Linked DNA regions of Homo sapiens: region 1 is linked to region 2. Evidence: chromatin loops called from intact Hi-C (ENCODE). Cell type or tissue: ovary. All regions are shown on one strand. Links, peaks and the distances in the headings refer to the core of each region. The heading gives the core; the rest is flanking DNA. Region 1 has its middle 21 kb from the start of PTPN14. Region 2 has its middle 61 kb from the start of SMYD2.

What was found. Hi-C counts contacts between places; a loop is a spot of excess contacts. Peaks named below come from ENCODE experiments on the same cell type or tissue, not always from the same donor. Only the 100,000 strongest peaks of a DNase experiment are listed, where the experiment ranks them.
Region 1: a loop joins it to region 2, with 4 times the contacts of the local background. A loop is called at or near these places in 97 of 110 quality-filtered maps.

What each region holds. Positions count from the first base shown.
Region 1 is chr1:214,568,486-214,577,249 of GRCh38, forward strand. No RefSeq gene overlaps it. Among named protein-coding and RNA genes, the nearest start is that of PTPN14, 21 kb to the left of the region's middle. In ovary, for the core only: no CTCF peak of the experiment used is centred there; no DNase peak of the experiment used is centred there; H3K27ac peaks cover 1,625 bases.
Region 2 is chr1:214,337,570-214,346,333 of GRCh38, forward strand. No RefSeq gene overlaps it. Among named protein-coding and RNA genes, the nearest start is that of SMYD2, 61 kb to the left of the region's middle. RefSeq lists an enhancer at 4,963-5,464. In ovary, for the core only: no CTCF peak of the experiment used is centred there; no DNase peak of the experiment used is centred there.

The DNA of each region.
Region 1 (8,764 bases), core at 461-8,460, 230 kb after region 2:
CCTCATTTTGCTTGGCTTCTTGGCAGCATTTCACATGTTGACTTAGACCTCTTTCCTGAAGCACAACTCCTCTTGGAACATTCATTTTTGTTTTTGGCTTTTTTCCCCATCCCTCTAGCTGTTCCTTCTCTACCTTATCTCTAAATGTCATTACCTAGGGTTCAGTCCTGAGTACTCTCTGTCTTCTCTCCTCGATTAATCACAACCATTCATGTAACTTCAGATGCCATCTGTATACTATGACTCCCAAATTTATATCTCATTTTGAACCCTCTCTTCTGAGCTCCACTATCAAAACTGAACACTTGGCTGGGCACAGTGGCTCACACCTATAATCCCAGCACTTTGGGAGGCCGAGGTGGGCGGATCACCTGAGGTCAGTAGTTTGAGACCAGCCTGGCCAACATGGTGAAACCCCGTCTCTACTAAAAATACAAAAAAAAAAAAAAAAAAAAAAAAATTAGCCAGGTGTGGTGGCACTTGCCTGTAATCCCAGCTACTCAGGAGGCTGAAGCAGGAGAATCACTTGAACCCCGGAGGTGGAGGTTGCAGTGAACTGAGATCGCGCCACTACACTCCAGCCTGGGTGACAGAGAGAGACTCCATCTCAAAAAAACAAAAAACAAAAAATAAAACAAAACAAAACCTGAACACATCATTTGCATGCTTTGTGTTCCTCCCTCAGTCTACCCTGTTGCATTAAATAACACCACTATCTACGCAGTTCTTCAAGCCAGAAATCTAGGAACATCCTTGATGCCCTTACCTCCCACCACCTTCTTCGTCCATCCCATCATGTCATCTCCAATCAGCTCACCTCTTCCCACACTCTGCCAACACACTAGGGCAAGCTACCATCATTTTCCACCTGAACCGCTACAGTCACCTTCTAAGTGTTTGTCTGCCTCCATTCCTGGCCCCTCCAATCTCTTTTCCATGATGCAGCCATTTTTCTCCAAGTTAAAAACCTTCAATGGCTTCCTACAGTAGTTTGAAAAATAAGCCCAAATATTTTACTATGAATCCTGCATGATCTAACCTCTGCAAACCTCTCCAACCTCATCCTGAGTCATCACTGTGCACTGTGCCCAACATACTGATTTCTTTTTCATGATCTTATTTATGCCAAAGTTGTTCCTATCTCAGGGCCCTTGGGTATGTTCTTCCCTGTGTAAGGGGCATGGTTAATCTCTGCTTTTCACATAGTCAGCTCCTTATCCGTTGAAGGCTCAGTTTAAATATCACTTCCTCAGGTCTTCCAGATCACTCTCTGTATCAGGGTTCTCCAGAGAAACAGAACCAGTAGGATGGATGGATGGATGGATGGATGGATGGATGGACAGACAGATAGATGGGTAGGTGGGTAGGTAGATTAGATAGATAGATAGATAGATAGATAGATAGATAGATAGATAGATAGATAGATAGATGATAGATAGATAGATAGATAGATAGATAGATAGATAGATAGATAGATAGATAGACAGAGAGCCAGCCAGATGCTTTCACATTGTCAGGGCTGGCAGGTCTGAAATTTGTAGCAAAGGCTGGCAGGCTGGAAACTTTTGGGCAGGAGCTGCAGTCATGGGGCAGAATTTATTCTCTTCCTCAGGGAAATCTTAGTTTTGCTCTTAAGCCCTTTTAACTGATTATAGGAGGCTCATCCACATTATCCAAGATAATCTCCTTTACTTAAAGTCAACTGCTTGTAGATGTTAACCAGATCTACAAAATGCCTCCACAGCAACACCTAGATTAGTGTTTGATTGAAAACTGGGTACTATAGCCTCACCAAGTTGACACATAAAGCTAGCCAATCACTCTCTGCTAGAAAGATTTGACTCTTTTCCATCTTTATGTAGTTGGCATATGCATCTTATTTCCTCCTATCAGTATCTTGATAAGAGCCTAGAATATTTTCCTTATTACTGTTCCCAGGGCTGGACTGAGACACTTTTGACATGCAATAGACTTTCTGGGCTAGGGAATTGCTTTTATAAACTCCCCCTCACCTGTATTTTTCCATTCCAAAATGTTGCCAATTAGATATAATGTTTAAGCATCAAACACTGTAAAAATGTAAACTCCACAAGTAGTAGTGATGGTTATCCTGCCATTGGGAATTCTAAGCAGGTCTTGGTAAAGAAAGGAAAAGGGAAGATGTTTGTCCAGTTCACGGTTTTGAGTCAGGCTCACTCTGACTCACAGAAAAGTACCTCCTGTGACTCCTTTTCCTTCTAGCCTCTACTGTTTATATCTTTGCTTTAATTTCCTCCTCTGTCTTCACCATGGATTCCTATAACTCCAAATAGTCTTGCACTCGAAGCTGATTATTTCAGAATACTTAATGTCTGAAGTTCCCCCAAATTAGCATCCAGATGTGTTATTTAGCATTCGTGAATACTGAAATTTTCCTTGCAAGAAAATAGTTCTTCTATAATGATAGAACAATGATGCACTTTCCCTCTTATACAATAATAGGAAGAGTACACATTGTAAAATGGCAGAGGAAAACATTGTTTGAAAGAGACAGAGCCTCAATCAATTAACAGGCATGTCCTGCAAAAAGCTATGCAAAATTCCCCCCTTACCAGATAATGGGAGGGAGAGTGGAGATGGAGAAGTTCACTTACTGTAGTCAGGTGACTTCTTTAGCCATAATGACGCTAAGGTTCTTAAACATGGCAAAATCTGAGGTATTGACACATTGGAAGCAGACAAAGACTAGACATGATTTTCATTAATTCTCATCCATATTAAATAAGTGACATCTACAATCTTTGCACAGTGAAGGGATGAGGGAGAAACTAGTGGGGTTGTCAGTCATGTGAACCACTTGCTTTGCCTCCTTCTTCTGATAATGATCTTCCACCCAACTGATTGAACACTCAGGGTTGGGAGAAGGCAGGAGTGGTGACAGGATATTATCTTCAATTTGGTCTGCTTTTCTTATCTTTAGAAGTACCAACAGAAGGGAACAGAGGTTGAAATTAATGAGGTGGAAATGGGATTCTGAATTATCAGTGCATTTTAATCATCTCTGCTCACCCTTGCAGGTTGACTGTACTCAATTTCCTTTAGACTTCCCTAGGTAGAGAAGTCTACACTCATGAGAAAGAATAATTTCTGTCCTGGAAGCTCTATTCCCTGTATTATTTTTAAAGGAGATTTTAAAACTTAAGGAGGCCTCAGTAGAAAAACATTTCTACATTTGTTTCTTCGAAAAAGACTTTAAAACATCATTTGCCAATAGAGAAAGGGTTTTCCCTACTGTTTTTGGAGCACATTTCTGAAAAGTCCCTCTCCGTGAATCCTCTGCATATGTCCCTCAGAGAAGACGAATGTAAGTAGCATCATATGCCCTCGATGCACTGATTTCTTCCTTGGTTTGTCTTGTCCTGGTCAGAGAAATAGCTTCCATTCTTTTGGATTGCTTTTAAATTCTAATGTCAGAGAACTTCAGTAAAAACCAAATATGGGCCTAGGTTGACGTGCAACAGATTGAGAAGTTGAAATAACATATTGCCTGGACGCAACAGCTGTGAAAAGTCCGTCAGTTAGATTCTGCGGGTACGGTAAACAATGATAAAAGTCAGGCAGAGAGATCATAAAATTATGATTTTTTTTAAAGAAAAAAGTAAAGCCAGGAAAGAAAAGGCCTTTGTCTCTAGTTGACCAGCTAGCCCAAAGCTTCTACCAGAAATAGTGAAAACTGTAGTAACTTGAAGTTGGCTTACAGAGAGGAGACTGCCATGTGAGTTGAGGCTTTTTAGAGGACCTGGGCTGGGCCTGGAAGGAGGTGAAGGGCTGGGTTCAAGAGAGGTGGGGAAAGAGAATTCCAAGCAGGGTGTGAAAGAAGGCATAAAAGTCAGGATGAACACAGTGGTGGTGATGGAGAACTGGGGAAGGGTCAGAAGGTTCAGGTAGGGAATGCCCTCCCCAAGGGAGGGGCTGCCTCAGAGGAGACAGCTATAAGCCTCCTCTTCTCTGAAAGAGGGGCAGGAACAGGCCTCAGCGTGCCTGGGTAGTGGCCTGCGCTGGTTCTTTCTGGCAGAAAGCCTTCATTAAGAACTTTTGAACTGTCAAGGAAATTAGTCCCCAATTCAGCTGAGTTAAAATTCAGCTCCCCCTGTCCCTCCACCTGCCCTATCCCCATTACCTAATTTCAAGATTCTGTCCTTTCACCATAAGATCTTTAAAACTGCTGAAGTGATGGGGCAGAAAAGAAAATGTGAACTGTTTTTCCTAAGCAATTAATTTGAGCCTGCTATTTGAATAACTACTGTTCTAGTATTCTCTCAACTTGTTTTCCACTTAAATTTCAAAGCAGACTCATAGCTACTCCAGACAAGGACCAGTTCTGGAATTCTACCTCCCTCTCTTCCTGTTTTTCTCTCTCTCTCTCACACACACACACACACACACACACACACACACACACACACACACTGCTGGCATTACAACCTATCCCACTCACCCACGGTTTCTAGTAGGTTCTGACCTAGGATCCATTTAATATAGCACTAGCTGGTGAAGGCAATGAAGGAAATCCTAGCATTTAACTTTCAGCTCATAAAAAACATATGTCCATGTATACAAGCTGCAAAGGAAAGCACAGAATTATCTTCTCACTTGGAAAAACTCTGCCATTTCCCCCATGAAAAAGAAAAACATGTTGGCCCAAGAATCTTGCCATCTTCTTCCTTTTCTTCCTCTTTCTCTTCCTCTCCCCACCCTCCATTCTTCTTATTTTTTCTTAGTTCTTGAAACCTACTAACAAGATTCCAGGTAATGTTTAAAGGTTTCCAGGTTTGTTTCTCAAGTGTTCTGAAACATTCCTTTTTGGGATGTACATGGGTGTGCGGATCTTTATTAGATATGATCTTTGCCCAAATGCCTCAGTCCATGCTCTGTTATCATCAAGTGAAATCCAAATCTCTGCGAAGAACTTTTTTTTTTTTTAATAACACCTGGCCTGGCACACAAAGCCTTAAGGGCTGAAAGCCATGGCAGATTCTCCAACTACAAGAATCAAACCATTCATCATCGTCTAGCCTTCACGTCTGCCAGCCAAGAAGGAACAGGAAGTTCGCTTGTGAGTTGCAGGAGTACGGAATGCGAAACTCCAAGCAGTTACTTGCTGTGGTTTTAAGTTTTTGTCTTGGAAGTTAAGAACAATGTGAACCTCTCTTCTAAATAGCATTCTAGTCAATAAATACCTACCTGGCACCTCAAGCCTTTGAAGTTGCTGCAGTCTGTACCTTAGCACAACATTTTAACACATATTAGTTTTTAAAGCAAATCTAATATGAGTACTAGTGTACAAATTGCCCATATTGCGTGGCTGATTAGGTTGCTATTTAAGACTGAGCAGATTAAATATCCTCTCTAAAAATTCTTAGTAGGCATTTTCAGCCTTTATGTATACATCAACAAGCTACCGCATAACATTTCTCATGGGTCACACTCGATTTATAGTTTACCAATTTATAGAGGGGTGTGGTGGGGTGGCAGTTTGAGAGGAAGGGTCTGGGCTTACCAGGGTTAACAAACATGTGCATTTCGACTATACGCTTGCTGGCAATCCAATTTAATAGCTCATTTTCAAATCCTTTCTTGGAAAAGGAATTCAGATTACATAATCATGAAAAACAAACCTGTTGCCACCCAGCATGAGCCAACATGTTACAGTACTTTATGGCCTAAGGTTATTAAGCCAGCACCCAGTTTCATGAGCCAGAGAGAAGATTGGGAACATTTAAAATCTATCAGCTTTGTTAAAGTTATGCTGCTTAGTAGAAATAACAGGCAATTCACCTTTCTTGAGTTCATAATACCTTAAGACCTTGGATTGATTAAATAGGCGCTTGTTTACTGCTAATGAGGGCTATATGATCATTAGCAACCTAGAAACCTACTGAGTAATTCTTTACATTAGCTCCTTTTAATGGGAAGACTACCTTGGCTATTCCTAGCTATCCTCAAGATTCCCATCAACTTTGTCTTTCACTGTGAAGCTTTCTTTTACATTGCACCATGGGCTGAGTGAAGTAATGAACTCTGATCTGGTATAACTGCCCACAAACATAAATTGTCTATTATTTCAACTGAAAAATCTCTGTGTTCTAGGTTTTTAAATTTTTCATTTTGGGTGCACTTGGAGATAAGACTGTGAACTCTACTTTAATCTACATTTCCTGGTTTAAGGGCCATATACAGATATTGTCCTAAAACTCCTGCTTCAAGTTTCCAAAGGAAATCTATTAACATCAGCTGTGGGTCTAGATAGGTGGTGAGACATGAAGAGTGGTTACTTTCTTACTTTAGACAGGTAACCAAAAAAGAATGCTTTTCTGCCCGAAGCAAGACATTGACCTAAATTTCTATTTTCAACACAGAAGTGAAAAAAAGAAAACAATCTGACTCATCAAATTAGGCAACAATCAACTCACCATATAACCTTTCCTGTGGTTAATATACCTTATGAACTTGCTATGAGGTATACAAATTGCCTCCATTCTTCCAGCAGAAATCATAGTTGATTAGATGACAAAACCTATGCAGAAGAGCAGGAGAGTAAGTACCAATAACTATCTTTTGTGTACTCACCATGTAGCGTGGTGCTAAGAGCTTTACACAAATTATTTCACATAATCCTCAGAACAACCCCCTTAGCTGGATAAGGGTGAAGCGAGGTTGAGTAATTTGCCCAACACCTCACAGCTAGCAAGTTGTAGTGCTGGGACCTGTCTTTGGTTTAATGCCTACACTCTAGGCTGTGCTACTTCCTGGTTATCAGACTACATAGGTATCTAGAAGGTAAAAAATCACTCCTCAACTGCTATGGCTAACAGGTCACCTTTACATATCCTGAATATATATTCTGTTTTATTTGACTTTCACTAAATAACAACTTTTCTCTGGTAATTAAAGAGTTGTTGGGCATGGTGGCTCAGGCCTGTAATCCCAGCACTTTGGGAGGCCAAGGAAAGTGGATCACCTGAGGTCAGGAGTTCGAGACCAGCCTGACCAACATGGAGAAACCCCATCTCCACTAAAAATACAAAATTAGCTGGGTGTGGTGGCACATGCCTGTAATCCCAGCTACTTGGGAGGCTGAGGCAGGATAATTGCTTGAGCCCAGGAGGCAGAGGTTGTGGTGAGCTGAGATCGTGCCATTGCACTCCAGCCTGGGCAACAAGAGTGAAACTCCATCTCAAAACAAACAAACAAACAAACAAACAAACAAAGAGTCATGCTAATCCGAAAAGTGTTGCTTCATTGTTTTTTAAAATATTGAAGTGTTAATGTTTTCTGGTTCTAGAATCTCAGAAGCAATTTCTCCCAGAAGGAACTATAGGGGTAATTTTATACCCCTTCTCTCTCTAGTACCAGCCAAGAGAGAAAAGCTGGGTTCCTTCAGCTGCTCCTCCTTCTCCAACTTTCAGCAAGCAAAAGAGATAGAAATATTGCCTCAGTTTATTTGTGGCTCATTTGCATTTCACCTTGTCCACTGAGCTCTAGGGTGGGTGATACAGTTTGGCTCTGTGTCCACACCCAAATCTCATCTTGAATTGTACTCTTGTATTTCCCACATGTTGTGGGAGGGACCTAGCGGGAGATAATTTGAATCATGGGGTGGTTTCCCCCATACTGTTCTTGTAGTGAGTAAATCTCACAAGATCTGATGGTTTTATCAGGGGTTTCTGTTTTTGCATCTTCCTCATTTTCTCTTGCTCTTGCCGCCGCCATGTAAGAAGTGCCTTTGCCTCCTGTCATGACTCTGAGGCCTCCCAGCCATATGAAACTGTAAGTCCAATTAAACCTCTTTTTTTGCCCAGTCTCGGGTATGTCTTCATCAGCAGTGTGAAAATGGACTAATACAGTAAATTGGTACCAGGAGTGGGGTGTTGCTGAAAAGATACCCAAAAATGTGGAAGCAATTTTTGGACCTGGGTAACAGGCAGAGGTTGGAGCAGTTTGGAGGGTTCAGAAGAAGACAGGAACTTCCTAGAGATTTGTTCAATGGCTTTGACAAAAATACTGATAATGATATGAACAATGAAATCCAGGCTGAGGTGATCTCAGATGGAGATGAGGGACTTGTTGAAAACTAAAGCAAAGGTAACTCTTGTTATGTTTTAGCAAAGAGGCTGGCAGCATTTTGCCCCTGACCTAGAGATATGCAGAACTTTGAACTTGAGAAAGATGATTTAGGGTAACTGCTGGAAGAAATTTCTAAGCAGAAAATTATTCAAGATGTGACTTGGGTGCTGTTCAAGGCATTCAGTTTTAAAAGGGAAGCAGAGCATAAAAGTTCATAAAATTTGCAGACTGACAATGCGATAGAAAAGAAAATCTTATTTCCTGAGGAGAAATTTAAGCTAGCTGCCGATACTTGCGTAAGTAACGAGGAGGTGAATGTTAATCCCAAAGACAATGGGGAAAATGTCTCCAGGGCATGTCTGAGACCTTTGTGGCAGCCTCTCCCATCACAGACCTAGAGGTCTAGAAGGAGAAAATGGTTTCATGGGCAGGGCCCAGGGTCCCCATGCTGTGTGCAGTCTAAGGACTTGGTGCCCTGCATCCCAGCTGCTCCAGTTGTGGCTGAAAGAGGTCAACATAGAACTCAGGCTGTGGCTTCAGAGGGTGCAAGCCCCAAGTCTTGGCAGCTTCCACATAGTGTGGAGCCTGTGGGTGCACAGAAAGTCAAGAATGGGGGTTTGGGAACCTCCATCCAGATTTCAGAAGATGTATGGAGATG
Region 2 (8,764 bases), core at 433-8,432:
TTTGGAAAAACTCCAGGGTATGCTTGGGAAGGAAAAAAATGTTTTTCCTTACCAACCAACGCTGTGTTGTTGAGTAAACACTGATCTCTACCCACACAGACAACAGGAATCCAGCTTTCTGCAGCCCCACAGCCTAGACAGCAGCAACCTGGGGAGTTGTTTGTTAGCAACCATTGCACAGAAGGACGCAGCACACGTTCCTGAGTGCAGGGGTGTTACTCTTAGAAAAGCGTCTTGTAGTCGAAAGAGAGGAACTTCCCCACTGGTTAATAAGTAAAGCCTGTTGAAATTTACATGTCAATTACCTTTCATAGTCATGGTCCGAAAACAGCTAGAACAGCTGTAAATCTGGTACATTTTCCTTCCCTCCTCATCTACACGCACCCACATCTTCACACACACTCATGCCCCTCTTTCACACGCAGTTTGCTGCACACAGTGGGATTTAGCAGATAGAATGCATTCTCTTGTCCTGTGTAGTCCAATAAGACATTTACTGAACACCTGGTACTATCTATGCTAAATGCTCTGAATAGCTCTCTAGGTGCAAAGAGAAGAGTAAGGCATGGTCCCAGATCAGTGGAACTTAGGTTTTAAGAATGTTCATTTACTATACATTCTGTGACGAAGCCTAAAATAAACTTAGCCTACCATCTCTATAGGTTTTATAAAATTTGCAAAAGTAATCCTTTCTCAGTAAATTCAAGTAATGGAAATGTATATGAAAAAAGTAAACTTCTTTGTTCTTCACCAGTCCCACTGCGTGGAGCTAACTGCCATAAACAGTTTGCTTTATATGGTCCCAGGTTTTTCCATTCCTGGATGATGATGTAGCTATATAAATAGATTTAGAAGAACAAAGACAGGATGGTACTGACATAGGATTTTGTAACGTGCTTCTCCAAACGAACAAAATGGATCTCTTTGCATTTCAGCACTTACAGATTTGCCTCATTCTATTTAGAGGCAGAATATTGCATTGGATGCATGTCATCATGGACTCGGTACTTCTATTTATGGACAGGAGGTTTTTTTTCCCAGTTTGCTGCTATTACAAACAATGCCACAATGAATGATCTGAAACATAAAACTTTGCGTTGTGTGGTAGCATTTTGGGGAATAGATTCCTGGAAGTGCAATTTCAAGATCCAATAGTGGGAATATTTTTAAAATTTGAATAAATATAGCCACATTTCCTTTTGTAAAAAAAAAAAAAAACTGCATCAGATACAAATAAGATAGATATAATAGTATTTGCTTTCCTCTCCCTCATAACGTTGTATTATCATTAAAATGTTTTTGGCAATGTAATGTGTGAAATATTTTGTTTTATATGCATTTATTAGTGAGATTGGACTGTTTTTCATATATTCAGGATTTATTTTATTTCTTCGGTGAATTGACATTCATGGCTGAGCTGTTTTTAGCACAACACTTTCTGACACCGAATGTTTGAGGTTTTATCTCACACCAGCTATTCTCTAACTCTTTGGACACCAACTGTGTGTCCTACAATTCAGTTCTATTCTGATACTACCCTGGAGTTAGCGTCAGACTCCATAGGTTTAAAGACTCCATCCCATAAGACTTCCCTCACTTCAGATGCCAGTTGGAAGGATCTCACTCGGTCACCCAGGCTGGAGTGCAGTGGCGTTATTTTTTTTGTTGTTTTTAGAGGTGGGTCTTGCTGTCTTGCCCAGGCTGGTCTCAAACTCCTGGCCTAAAGGGATCCTCCCACCTCGGCTTCCCAAAGTACTGGAATTATAGGCACGAACCACCTTGCCTGGCTCCCAGGTTACCCAGTTTCTATCATCTGACTTGGCCACAAAGTCAGGGGGTTGCCACAATCCCCTCGCCTTCATGTTCGATAATTTGCTAGAATGGCTTATCAGAGTCCGGAAAACATTTTACTTCCTATTACTAGCTTATTATAAAGGATACAAATGAACAGGCAAATGAAGGGTACATAGGGCAAGGTCTGGAAGGGTCCCGGGTACAGGAACTTCCATCCTCATGGAGCTGGGGGTGTGACATCTTCCTGGCACATGGACGTGTACACCAACTCGGAAGCCCTCCAAACCCCATTGTACAGGGTTTAAATCATTGATCATTTGACTTAAATGATCATTAGTCATTTAATAAAATCATTAGCAATTGATGATTAACTCAGTCTGCAGCCCTTCTATCTTCCCCACAGGTTGGGGAGTTGAGGCTGAACATTCCAAGCTTCTAATTAAGGCTTGGTCTTTCTGGAGGTCACCCCTCATCCTGAAGCTACCTAGAGGCACACCAAGAGTTGCTGTATTAGAACAAAAGAGACTCCTATCACTTAGGAAATTCCAAGGGTCTTTTAAGAGGAGCTGTGTCCCAGGAACTGAGGACAATGACCAAATAATCTTTCTATGACACTAAAGGACACCCTTTTGGTCTCTGACCACAGATTACTCATAAAAAAGGATGATATTTACTGGCATATTTCTAGCTTCCCGTGTAGTCACTGGTAATCCAGTCTATCATCCTACTGCATGAAAATGTCTCCCTAGCTGAGGCCACTCAGGCGTACAGGCTTCTATTTGATCTTGTCAGGTTCCACAGGCGAGAGTGATCTTGGCAATATGTCTTTACCCTTTCAGGCCTCTGGTATAATTGAGCTAAGAGACAATATCATCTCTTGTTCTGAGCCTTTTTCAAGATGTCAGCACGATACTGGATTTCCCCTATTACATAACTCATTTAATCATTCCTTTGCCCTCAGCTGCTATTTCTCCTCTCCATTTATCCCCTTTGTTCATTCACCTTTGGAAGAGACATTAGGTTCCACCTCTGTGCTTGTCTAGGTTGCAGACAGCAATACTAGTCTAACAAAAATGCCTCCCCTTCAGTCCACTCCCTTCAGGTACGGTAGGATTCTGTAGGTACAGAACTAATGGGCTATTTCTGACACTAGGCAATAGAGCTGCATTCACTGGTAACCCTGATTTTGCCAGATAGATAGGATGAAGGCCTGACCTGCCCCATCAGACCCTTAAGAATTCTGACATAAAGGTTTAGAAACGTAGTTCAGTTTCTTGCTTAGAAATCATCCCTGTTTCTAGCACTGGTAGTTGCAGCCCTGGTCCTGGGACCACTGCATCAGATAGGAAAAAGAAAGTTGAGATGATGTAGGAAAGGAAAAAAAAAAAAAAAGTATGGTTATACCAGCATCTTTTCCTTGGGAAGAATGGTGGTCATACCAGCACTCTTTCCCAACCCCTCTGCCCCAGTTTCACCAGGAAAACAGGACTCTCTCCAGTGGGGACACTCCCTTAGGCCCCCCCTTATTTTATGTGAGCACACACTTGTGAAGGCATGGAAGCCAGCCCTTCCTGCCTTTATCTCCCCCCATTTTAGACAGTAAATATTTCAACTGCCTGTTCCAATTCTCTATTAAGCCATTTCTCTGAGGATAATATGCAACACAAAGTGCCCATTTGCTGAGCTATCTCTTCCCACTGGAGGACACGGTGGGCTGCAAAGTGTGTCCCTTGGTCTGGAATGGGTGCAGTATCTTCTGGTTCTTTTGTAGCACTCTAAGCATAGTTGCATCTACCACTGGGTAAGCAAATCCCAGTCCAGAGTCAGTGTTGATTTCTCTCAGGACCCAGTTGTAGCCTCCTGGGCCTACTGGCATTAACCTGACTTGTGAGCTATGTTCAGGGCCCCCCACCCCACCCAAAACAGCCCTTACTGGCATTTTGTTTCTCAGAGGGTGCAACAGGAGTATGTCTAGATTGAGCCCATCTCTGCATTATTGCAGCCTGTCCCTGCCATGTCCACTCATTTCATGGACCTAGGTGGCCACCTAGGTGAGCACATGAGGGTATCTGCTGTTGATTCCATTTACCTTCTGATGTCAGAAGGGTTTTCTTTTGATGGGCATTGATAGGTCCTACTTTAATGCACTCTTCAAATTCCTATGGTGGTTCCCATCTGTGTGGCCCGTCCCTTTAATGGCCCAGGTTTCCATTCCCCTTCTGCCTGGCCATATTCACCAGCACCAGTGAGCTGGTAAAAACCAAAACGTGGTGACAAACAGCAAGCAGTTCAGTCCACCAAGCTGACTTTTACCCTTCTCTGATCAGAGTAGTGACCTTCCAAACTAGATGTCCATTCACTTTGGAACTGTAGTCCATAAACCAAGCAGTTCTTTGTTGGTTAGTGAAAGGCTGTTTCTGGGCACTGTCCAAGTGGCAATAGATCCGACAGCTTCTCATGCAGTACCAGTCAGTCCTAGGACAAAACAGCTTCCCTGTTTGTGAATATGTCCTTGCATTCCTCAGGTAACAAGATCCTGTAGAAACCATTTCATTTTATGATGGAACTCTTCTGGGCACTGCCATCCACGTTAGAGTGCTTCTCCAACATCATCTAAGGCATTATGGGTATTTCAGGTTTCAAGATTATTTTATGCCCTTCAGTCATAGGAGTATTTTCAATTAATGTCTGATGAGATGAATTGCTTCTCAAATGGAAATTTTCTAGTCCACAGTCCCAGTAGTCATCGCTGGGAGGTGCTCACAGGCTTTTGCCGTAAGTCCCAGCCAGTGCTCCACAAAGAACTATCCCACAGAGATTTTGTGTATATCAGCACTCCAGCTTTTATTCTACACTGTGTGGGCTTGGGCAATCTTACTGGTTCCCATTTAGCATGTCCAATTAATATTGCTTGAAGATGATTTATACACCTTCTTCTTTGCAGACACAGTTCCTCAGTTAAACCTAATGTCCATCCCCATAATACATTCAGATGCAACTTTTTGTACAAATTTTCACCTTAATCTCATCAACCCCTACAGTCCTAACTGTAGCCACCATCGGACATCATCAACAAGTTTTAGTTTTACAATATTAGGTAAAGAAAGTGTTCCCCAAGATGACATAATATCCATTCCCACAAAACATTCAAGTAAAGGAGACACAATTTTACAAAAAGTCTGTTTAAACATTCTAACTTTCATAATCCTGTCAACTCTTCTGTATTCCCTCAACCTAATTCTAGCTTATGTTAGAGCTTCACCAGTGGGTTTGGATACCACAGTCCATGAAGCCCCCATGTAAAGGAGTTCCAGAAATTTCTCCACCCCCTAAATGGGTGGAGTACATAACCCATTCATGTACATAACCCATTCATGTACATAACCCATTCATTTACATAAAGCTTTGGGTCACCAGCAGGGGGTTGAGGCAAAGAACTCTGACCTTTTTGTCAGTCTTGGTCTTGGTTAATCTTACTATTGTCCTGTGATTCCAGGTCAGGTTTCTCATTGTAATCTTGGCCTTCTGGCTTTTAAAATTTCTCCAAACTGGAGTAAATAGAGTGAACTTGTTTGGGACCCTTTAATGTTGGGTGACTGATATGTTTTTGCTGTGTCCCCACCCAAATCTCATTTTGAATTGTAGCTCCCATAATTCCCATGTGTTGCGGGAGGGACCTGGTGGGACATAATTGAATCATGGGGGTGGTTTCCCCCATACTGTTCTCGTGGTAGTGAATAAGTCTCACGAGATCTGATGGTTTTATAAGGGGAAACCTCTTTCCCTTTGGCTCTCATTCTCTCTTATCTGCTGCCACGTAAGACGTGCCTTTTGCCTTCCACCATGATTGTGAGGCCACCCCAGCCACATGGAAGTGTGAGTCTGTTAAACTTCTTTTTCTTTATACCCAGTCTGATAAAGACATACCCGAGACTGGGTATGTCTTTATCAGCAGTGTGAAAATGGACTAATACCATTAGGAGACACTTTGGTCCACCCAAACTTTAATAGTGCTGTATTAAGACCTTTGTTTTAACCCTATCAATGTCTGTCTTAGTCATACCTTTTTTTTTGTTTGTTTTTTTGAGATGAAGTCTCACTCTGTCACCCAGGCTGGAGTGCAATGGCATGATCTCAGCTCGCTGCAACCTCCTCCTCCCAGGTTCAAGCGATTCTTCTGCCTCAGCCTCCCAAGTAGGTGGGATTACAGGTGTGCACCACCATGCCCGGCTAATTTTTTTATTTTTAGTAGATATGGGGTTTCACCATGTCGGCCAGGCTGGTCTCAAACTCCTAACCTCAGGTGATCCACCCACCTTGTCCTCCCAAAGTGCTGAGATTACAGGCGTGAGCCACCACACCTGGCCTCATCCCATTTTTTAATAACCATTCAAGGTTTTCACCCTGCTGGGACAAGTCTGTTGACTCTTTCCCTTTCTTTTTGCTTTTTGTTTTGCCACTATCAATGTTTTCTTTATTCACTCCATTTCTTAACCATTTAAAAATTTCTACCCTCTTAGGATGAATCCCTGGACTCATCCCTCTACCTTTCATACCTATGCCTAATTCATATTTTCCTGTGAATTAGTCTAGTGTTTTAATTAGCATCAGTAAGAACCATGAGAGGAAGCAGAGAGAGCAAATTTGATAGGGCTTCTAAGACTGTTGCTCAGTTTTGCAGCAGTAAAGTTATATGCGACACCCACGCAAAAGGTGCCCATGCCTCTTAATCATAACATTGACCATGATCTTGGCAATGGGCATATTCAATGGGTGAGTGTCCCAATTACCAAAAAGCCAGTCCCACATGACTTGCATACACAGTTTATCAGGTACTTCATCAGAGTGTTGCTTTTAACATTTATAGGGGGAGTTGGACAGCCTCACTTCTCAGAGTAAACATACCTCATAGTGCCTTTTATCCAGTCCACCAGGCTGGTTGTTTCTTCAGGAATAACCTGCTGTGTGTCTGTGTCAGATATAGCCATCTGTGATTGTTCCACAGTGAGCAGTGAGTCCTCTGTCAACCCAGACATGTTCTTTCATTCTGCAGCATTCAAAACCAAAGATACTGTCTCTAAATCAGTTACTCTCAGAATCCACTTAAGTAAGGGTTTTTCAGGAAGCTGATGATATTGATCTACAAATGCGACAACTCTTCCACACTATCCCCCCTGGTTTCAATAGTTTATTGGTTGTACCTTCCCCCTACACACACCAACTTCTTGGTGACCAGAGGTCTTAGAGGTACCCTTTGTTGTCTCCACATAATTCTACCCTTTGAGGGCAGCTTCAAGGCTAGTGGCCAAAGTTCAGACTGACCAAAATCTGAGTTTGGTTTAGCATCAAAGTCCATCCAGCACTCTTTTAATTTCACTTTAGCTATTACAGATATAACAAAAACCAAGGAGTTATATGTTCTGCACTTTTCCTATTCATTTACATTTCCTTACGCATCCAATGAACCAATTCCTCAGCAGTTAGATCCACCTCCAAATTCCATTTGTAACTAAATTTAGTCACTGATAACAGCACAGCTGTCATGCTGGTCCATATCATGGGTGACTACATGACCACCCAGGAATCAAAAGTTCTGTATCTCCCACCCTTTCATCCTTTCTCTTCCCAAACCACTTTTCCATTAGCTAGGACCATTCTAGTGAATCCTAAATTTTCTGACACTAAATAATCAGGGTCTTTCTAATCCCACTTCTGACACCAATATGAGCTGTTTTGACTCACAACAGTTCTGAAACCAAATGTGTGGTGTTTTTGTTTTTATGCCTCACAACCATTCTCTAACTCTTCAATCACCAACTGTGTGTCCTACAATTCAATTCAACTCTGACACTAATTACCCAGAGTTAGTGTCAGACTACACTGGTTTAAGGGCTCAGTCCCACAAGACTGCCCTCACTTCAGATGCCAGTCACAAGTTATTCAGGTTCCCAGGTTAACCATACTTCTGTCTGACTTGGCTACAAAGTCAAGGGCTTCCCACAACACCTCCTCCCTTATTTTATGTTCATTAATTTGCTAGAATAGCTCACAAAACTCTAAAACACACTTTACTTTCTATTACTGGTTTATTATAAAAAAGACAAATGAATAGGCCAATGAAGAGGGTGAACATAGGGTAAAGTCCGGAAGGATCCTGAGAGAAGCTTCTGTTCCCATGGAGTTGTGGTATGCCACACTCCTGGCATGTGGATGTATTCACCAACTCAGAAGCTCTCTGAATGCTATTGGTCAGGGGGTTTTATGGCAATTCCATTACATAAGCACAATTGATTAATTCACCATTGAAATTGACTCAATCTCTAGGATCTCTTTCTTTCCAGAGGTTGGGGATGGGGCTGAAAGTTCTAAGCTCCTAATCAAGTCTTAGTCTTTCTGAAGACCTGCCCCCATCCTGAAGCTATCTAGGGTACCACTAAGAATTGTCTCACTACAGCCGGGCGCGGTGGCTCACGCCTGTAATGCCAGCACTTTGGGAGGCCGAGGCGGGTAGATCACAAGGTCAGGAGATTGAGACCATCCTGGCTAACATGGTGAAACCCCGTCTCTACTAAAAATACAAAAAATTAGCCAGGCTTGGTGGCGGGCACCTGTAGTCCCAGCTACTCGGGAGGCTGAGGCAGGAGAATGGCGTGAACCTGGGAGGCGGAGCTTGCAGTGAGCCGAGATCGCACCACTTCACTCCAGCCTGGGTGACAGAGCGAGACTGTGTCTCAAAAAAAAAAAAAAAATTGTCTCACTAAAACAAAAGAGCCTCCTATCACCCTTGATATGAAATTCCAGAATTTTCTGTGATACCACATGGCCATTGCTTGTTTTGCTATATGTTAATGTCTTTCATAATAACTTCTGAGCTCTGTATATATTGGGGTATTAGCTCCTTGTCATATATTAAAAATATTTTTACTCTAGTTGTCCATTAACTTTATTTTTCATGACCCTTGCTGTACAA